3 separate regions of the Homo sapiens genome follow, and all the other regions are linked to region 2. A link is a loop called in an ENCODE intact Hi-C map of the cell type or tissue named here. Cell type or tissue: heart right ventricle. All regions are shown on one strand.

Region 1 (2,500 bases), 230 kb before region 2:
ACCTGGCCACTCATATCATGTACTCCTCTTTCTAGCAGATGCCACAAGGTAACCAGAGTGATCATGTTTAGTTCACACCTTCTCCTGCTTAAAACTCTTCAGTGACTTCTCATTTCTGAAGAAAATTCAAAACCGTTAAAATGGAGTATGAAGGCAAAATGGGTAGATAGACTTACCAGATATCTGGACATACCACAAAGCCACAGAAACAAAGATAATATGACATTGGTACAAGAATAGATAAATAGACAATAAGACAGCCTACAAGTCTGAGTCAGACTCAAATATATTTGGGAATTAATATGTACCAAAGTGATACCACATAATAGTGGGAAAAAATAATGATTGTTTGGTAGATAGTGTTGAGGAAACTGCCTTCCATTTGAATTCCTACATAACTACATACTGAAGTAGACTCCAGAGAGAATAAAGACTTAATATGAAAAGTAAAACTCAAATGTTGATAGAAGAAAATATATAGAATGAACTAGGAAAGGAAAGGATTTCTTTGTGAAATCCCAAGACGCAATCCATTAGTAGAAACAAACGTTTTCTTACATCAAAATTAAACATTTCTGTTCATCAAAGAACAGCATGGGCAATATTAAATTTTTCTATCTCCCTTAAGCATCAAACTCCAAGCACATAGTCTTTCTCTCTGTCCCTTAAGTATATACCAAGCTCTTTTTTGCAGAGGGCCAAATACACTTGTCTATGTTTTTGCTAAAATGTCTCTCCCCTAACAAGGTCTTTCCTGACCACCCGAGTTAGAGGAGGTCTCACTGCATGTGATCTCATTTCACCTTCTACTTTGTGTTCACTGCAAACGTTGAGACTGCAATTATATGATCGCTTACAGAACTCAGTTAAGTGTCTATGCCCCCTGGTAGTTTGTAGACTCCGGCAGACCAGGGGCTACCTGCTCAGCCTTTAGAACAGTGCTTTATGCTTAGAAGACAGATGAAAATGTTAATACAGTGGATTAATAAGGGGCAGTTGAAAGAGGGCACATTCACTACCACATGCCAGATGAGTGCTACATGCCCAGCACAGATTCCAGGCATGTTTTGACCTTTATGTCCACAAGAATTTGAGTAATAATGTGTGCTCCTGCTTCTTTCTGTCACCTATGCTTCTTTCTGTCACCTAGAGACTCAACATCTCAAGTCTAATTTGTATCTTCTACCATTCCTTGCACTGCATTAGGAAGTGAACAAATATTTGCTGGCTATATATCTATATGGCCTCCTCCCACCACACTGCTTTTTATATGTTTAGATTATAACATCACTCATGCTTAATGGCTTGCCTTTTGAAAACTGACAGTTACTGTCAACTTTTATGTAATTATTTCTTTTGTTGACAACTCTCACTCTCTGTTGACTCTTAATTTGATCTGAGCATTCAGTTATTCAGCAAATATTTATTGAAAGCCTAATGGGTGCCAGGAATATGTGGGGCACTAGAAAAGCTGGCAGTCCCCTTGCAGTGGTGACAGATGAACATGACCTCTCAAAGAAATCATTGAGAGAAAACAGCTAAACTTAGTGAAGTATTGAGAGAGACCAAAATGCTCCCAAATTTGGGCACAGTGCAGAGAGTAGCTGAATAGGAATGCTACAATGGGAAAAATGGACTGTTTCCCAGCTTATTTTGAGAAAGAGCTTCACAGTGTAGCTTCATTATTCATGACTGGAAAAAAATTTCAAAACAATAGAAATCTACCCAAGCATATTTATAAAAAGAGACTCCAAGAAAATAGAAATAACTGTACTATAGTATTGTTTTTCAGTAACTTGCTATGCTTTTAAAAGGATCAATTCAGAGACAACTTAAAGCATCCTATTGAAAATAATAATGTTAATAATAGAGATATTTGATGCCTGCTGAAGAAAAACTTACAAACTATCCTTTGAAAATGATTTTAATGACAAATCTCACTTTGTAGAAGCCAGTTTTTTCCAGGTGATATTCAAAGTTAGTGTTATTTTAGTAAACATAGAGCACTGCGACCAATGCATTGTGATGACTGTGGAGAAGTCACTATGTTCTGACTACCCAGTGTTGAGAGCCTTCCAGAAGAGTGCTTGTGCAGAGAGAGCCCTGGGTGAAGAATTTGCTGTGAGAGGACCCATGGACTATTCCTTTAGTATTTCCAAAGGCAAAATCTCATGGAAATATATTTTGTCTCAGTATAAGGGAGAATTTTCTAATGTGATCAAAAGTGAAATCATGTGTTCACAGTGTATCAGACTCCCTGCCAACTCAAAGATGGGGGCCTTTCCAAGGTCTCTTTCTGAAACTCAAGATCTTAGAATTTTGCAGCCTAATACAGCTTTCAATTATATAATAAAAAAACTTTGTATTTTATCATAGTTTTATATGTACCATAAAACTGTGAAGCAAGTACAAGGGTATTTCTATACATCCCAAACTCAGGCTTTCCTATTAACATCTAATATTAGTAGGTAAATTTTGTCACAATTAATGAACCAATAAT
Region 2 (2,500 bases):
CTGAAGAATTCACGTCCAGTCTGAGCAACATAGCAAGATCCTGTCTCAAAAAAAAAAAAAAAAAAGAGAGAAACAATAGAAGACAAAAGACAATGGAATTGACATCTTCAAAGTGCTGAAAGAAAGAAAAACAGAATTCTATAAATGAAGTGCATATAGAGATGTTTAAAAAAACAAAAGGTGAGAAAATATGTCACCAGCTTTTGAAGCTAAAAGAAAATAACTCAAGATGAAAGCAAAGATCTGCAGGAAGGAATGAACAATGTCAAAAAAGGTCAAATATGTGCATAAACATAAAAGAATACTTTAAATTTTCAAAATTATTGACTATTAGAAACCACAGGCCAGGCACAGTGGCTCACACCTGTAATCTTATCATTTTAGGAGGTCGACGCAGGTGGATTGCTTGAGCTCAGTAGTTCAAGATCAGCCTGAGAAACATGGTGAAACCCCATCTGTATGAAAAATACAAAAATTAACTGGGTGTGGTGGTGCACACCTGTAGTCCGAGCTACTCAGGATGCTGAGGTGAGAGGATGGCTTGAGCCTGGGAGATGGAGGTTGCAGTGAGCTGAGATTGTGCCAGTGCACTCCAGCTTGGGCAACAGAGCAAGAACCTGTCTCAAAACAAAAAAACAAAAACAAAAACAAACAAAAAAGCCAAAGCAAAACACAATAAAGTTTAGTGGTTTATAATATAGACAGAAATAAAATATGTGACATCAATAGCACAACGAACTAGAGAGAGATTAGTGGAATTTTTTGTGCAAAGTTTTTACATTGTTTGCAAAGAAGCGAAATACTAATTGATTCTTGTGATAAATTGGGGTGTTAAGTTGAGGATGCATACAGTAATCACTACAGCAGTTGTTTTCAACCTTTGGTAATTCCCCTACCCAGGCCCCAGCCAAGGAACCCTGTCACAACTGGAGTGGGAGGACAGTTGCTACTGCCATCTGCTGGGAAGAGGCTTTGTTTTTATGAAAATTTTGTAGATGAGGAAACAGACTCCTAGAAGTTAAGTAAGTTTCTCTAACACTACCTTTGATAAGGTGAATAGTGGCTCCCCAAAGATGTCCCCGTTCTAATCCCCAGAATCTGTGAATATGTTACATCACATGGGTAAACGGTTTGCAGATGTGTTAAGGATCTCGAGATGGGAAGATTATTCTGGATTATCCTAGTGCGTCAAATGTAATCACAAGAGCTTTTATAAGAGGAAGGCGGTTGGGTCAGAGTCAGAGAAGACACATTATGATGAAAGAAGAGGTGACAGAAGGAAGGGGGATAGGTAGACAGACTGAGAATGAATGAAAATGCTACATTTCCAGCTTTGAAGATGGAGGAAGGCACCTTAAGCCAAGGGATGGAGGCACCGTCTAGAAGCTGGAAAAGGTAAGGAAATGGATTTTTCCCTAGAGCCTCATGAGGTAGCACAGCCCTGCTGATACCTTGACCTCAGCCCATTAAAAACCATTTCAGACTTTTGACACAAAGAACTGTAAGGTAATAAAACTGTATTTTCAAACCACTAAGTTTATGATAATTCATTATAGCAGTAATGGGAAATTAGTATAGATATCCAACTAGGATTTGCTTCTAGATTTTTCAGTCTATGCCTTTAATCACAAGATGGACATAGCTACCATAATGGGAAGAAAAGCTAAAGCATTTTTCAGAATGTTTTTGCCCTGCAGATATCTCTGATATTGCCTAACTGATCATGGTGTTCCTAAAATTGAAATAGACAGGCAACCTACTAAAGCCTTATTTGATTTGTGGAAGTGTTACCTACAGTGGAAAGAATCCAGCAACCAACAGACTCCTCATAACATGAGAGCTTCCTAAATAATCTTAAATTTAAAATATATATACACATATATGTGTATATATACATGTATATATATACATGTATATAGATGTATATATACATATACGTATATTTATGTGTGTGTGTATATATACACACACACGTGTCAAAAGAAAAACTTCAGCCGAGTTAAATTTAAAGGAGTTTAATTGAGCAATGAATGATTTGCAAATCGGGCAGCCCCCAGAATCACCGAAGATTCAGAGAGACTCCAGTGCAGCCACATGGTGGAAGATTTATGGACAGCAAAAGGAAAGTGATATACAGAAAATGGAAGTGAGATACAGAAACAACTGGTTTGGTTACAGCTCCGTGTTTGCCTTGTTTGAACATGGTTCAAATAACGTTGGCTACATTTGATTGGCTGAAACTCAGCGATTGGTACAGTTGTGTGTTATGGTTGGTTTATACCTCCACTTGTTATAGTTCATGACGTACAGAAAAATCTTTAGGCTGAACTTAAATATGTAAGGAGGCAGCTTTAGGCTAAACTTGATTTAATACATGCATACATGTACAAATATACATACGTGCATGTATATATATGATATACACATATTCTATGGATATTTATATAGATAGGCTTACAGATATTCACATATATATGTGTGTATGTAGTGTGTGTGTGTG
Region 3 (2,500 bases), 340 kb before region 2:
CATCATGCTTCTCAGAATGGCACACAATTTACAACATATGAATTGTTTACTTCTGTTATTTTCTATGTAATCTTTTTGGACTGCAATTGACTGTGGGTAACTGAAACCACAGAAAGAAGAACCATAGACGAGGGGACTACTGTGTGTTTTTTATAAATTGTTTTCTTTGAAAGAGATTGTAAACTCCTTGGGAGTGTCATCTGTATCAGTGGCTCTCAAACTTTAATATACAAAAGAATTACCCAAGGACTTTATTAAAATGCAGAATTTCAGGCTTCACCCTGGGGATATGGTGATTCATTCGATTTGGCATTGATCCACGGAATCTGTTTTAAGGAGCAATCGAAGTGATAATCCACTGACCACCTTTTGAGAAAAAATGATCTATATTGTATTTGAATCATATCCACAAGGCTTGAGTGCTGTATGTGTCAAGAAGTAACCTATCCGATAAATAAATTAGATGAATTTTAATACCTTTGATACCAGTTTTCAACTGTAGCTGTTTTTTTGTGTGTGGGTTTTTTTTTTTTTCTGGACACTGTTAGATAGCATTTCAGGAAAGGATCCTAAATTAAAAGATAATTTTCCCCAGCCCCTTCATTTTCTCCAGTGGGGGAGGGAGAGCACTTTGTCTCCCACAAGACACTTGGCCTGTCTATAGATGTTTTTGTTTATCCCAACATGGGTAGGGGTTGGCATGGCTGGCATTTTTGGGTAGAGGCCAGAGATGCTGCTAAACACCCACAGGACAGTCCCCATGAAAAAGAACTATCAAGCCCAAAATATCAATAGTGAAAGATGGAAAAACTGTAGGATAGTCTTTTTGGAATTTAATGAACCCAGATACTCCTCAGAGTGATTCAGCCTTGTGCAAGCACCGTGTGTCAGGATCTCACCCAGGCACTCTAGGCTGTGCTATGCACTTATGCGTACCCTTCCTGGCCTGGGACCTGAGGCCTGGCTGCTGACGCTCCTTTCCTGTAGGTAGCTTGTACTGACTCCTTAGCGCTTCTATAGCAGCTTGTCTCATTTCTTTGACAAAGCATCTGCCAGCAGCAGGGCAGGGAGCCCTGAACATGGGCCACTCCAAGCTTGCCGACAGCTCTCTTTAGTGAGATTGGAGATGCTCCAGCTGGTCACAGAAAGAGGCAGCCAGCTGGGTTTGAAAGGAAAACAGATTTAATTTTGGTCCCCATTGAAGCAGAAACCAATCTAGAGATGTGCCTGCTCTAATTTGGAATTCTTAAAAGGATAATTGGGGAAACAGGTAGAAAAAGAACCACATAACCCAGGATATAAGGAAGGATGGATGCCCAGTGAGTGCCAGAGTTAGTTTGGCCTATTTTGCCATGATATTAGGATGGGATTAACTTGATATACGTGCATTGGATCTCAGTGGTTCAGCACTTCCTAGTTCTTGGACCTTGGAAATTAAATAAACTGCTATAAGCCTTGGTCTTCAGACTACAGAATGGCAATAATAATGATGCTAATTCCATAGGGTTGTTGTAAAGACTAAATGAGCTAATGCATGTAGAGAAAGATTTTAATGTAGTGACTGGCATATAATAAGCATTAAGTAAATAATAGCTATTAGCCATTATTCTTCTGCACCATTAACCTGCAAAATATGCCAGGCTCCACCAGCCTCTGACTATTCAATAAGTCCCCTTCTACCCTTTTATACCAACAGTATGTTGGCACAAACTATCCCTGCTTTAATAACTGTAAGTTAGCCATTCTCCAAGATACCCATTCATTATTTTTTATCCATTACAGGGTCTCTCCCATGTGCCCACAAATCAGTCTTTCAGCTGCAGCCACCATTATCCCTGACTAATCTTTCTTACCTGAGCTGGCTTCCCCTCCCCACAAACCCATTTGCAACTGTCCCTGCTCTGTCATAGTGACAGTTCAGACTATGGGTCCTTCCAAGCTGCTGGTGTTGGGGAGGTCAGAGTCCAGCTGAGATTCATGCAGAAGAGAAAAAGTATCTGCAATTCTGTCCCTTTTTGTAAATAGACCACAGCACAGTGCATCTCTTATTTAGAAATCTTTGCTGACTGGTTCTATCATTTTGTTCCTTTAGCCCCTGTCTCCAAGAGAACCTCAGTCTAGCCAAAAGATAGGAAGGAGGAGACAAGATACTTTGTAATTCCTATTTTCTCCCCGAAGCCAACACTTCCAGCCAATACTTCTAGCAAGCCTGCCGCTAACCAAGTAAACACCCCCAGACAAACCAACAGCTGCAAACAATTCCTGGAGAGTTCTTCCGAAGTGTATATTTCTTTGATGGTTTCAGGCCCCCCAACTCAGCACATTACAAGGAATTCTATTAGAATACTAGAGGATCAGGACAGGGTCCCAAAAGAGGAGCTATGAAGCACTTGGAGGGGAAGGAGACCAAACCTAGGGAAGGCAGAAAGAAAAGGAGAAAAATAAAGATGTGGAGGACAGGCAGCACATTCCTTGCAGCAGGGTGCATTGGAGCTTGAAG

Evidence for each region. Hi-C counts contacts between places; a loop is a spot of excess contacts. Peaks named below come from ENCODE experiments on the same cell type or tissue, not always from the same donor. Only the 100,000 strongest peaks of a DNase experiment are listed, where the experiment ranks them.
Region 1: it touches region 2 in a loop (3-fold over the local background); 2 of 110 quality-filtered maps call a loop at or near these places.
Region 3: a loop joins it to region 2, with 4 times the contacts of the local background. A loop is called at or near these places in 5 of 110 quality-filtered maps.

The regions. Positions count from the first base shown.
Region 1 is chr5:156,583,514-156,586,013 of GRCh38, forward strand. All of the region lies in intron 4 of SGCD (sarcoglycan delta), which reads left to right. Among named protein-coding and RNA genes, the nearest start is that of SGCD, 260 kb to the left of the region's middle. In heart right ventricle, no CTCF peak of the experiment used is centred here; no DNase peak of the experiment used is centred here; H3K27ac peaks cover 2,500 bases.
Region 2 is chr5:156,815,253-156,817,752 of GRCh38, forward strand. No RefSeq gene overlaps it. Among named protein-coding and RNA genes, the nearest start is that of PPP1R2B, 34 kb to the right of the region's middle. In heart right ventricle, a CTCF peak has its summit at 950 (motif pointing left); no DNase peak of the experiment used is centred here.
Region 3 is chr5:156,473,448-156,475,947 of GRCh38, forward strand. The region is part of intron 3 of SGCD (sarcoglycan delta); the gene reads left to right. Among named protein-coding and RNA genes, the nearest start is that of SGCD, 150 kb to the left of the region's middle. In heart right ventricle, no CTCF peak of the experiment used is centred here; a DNase peak (open chromatin) is centred at 1,044; H3K27ac peaks cover 2,346 bases.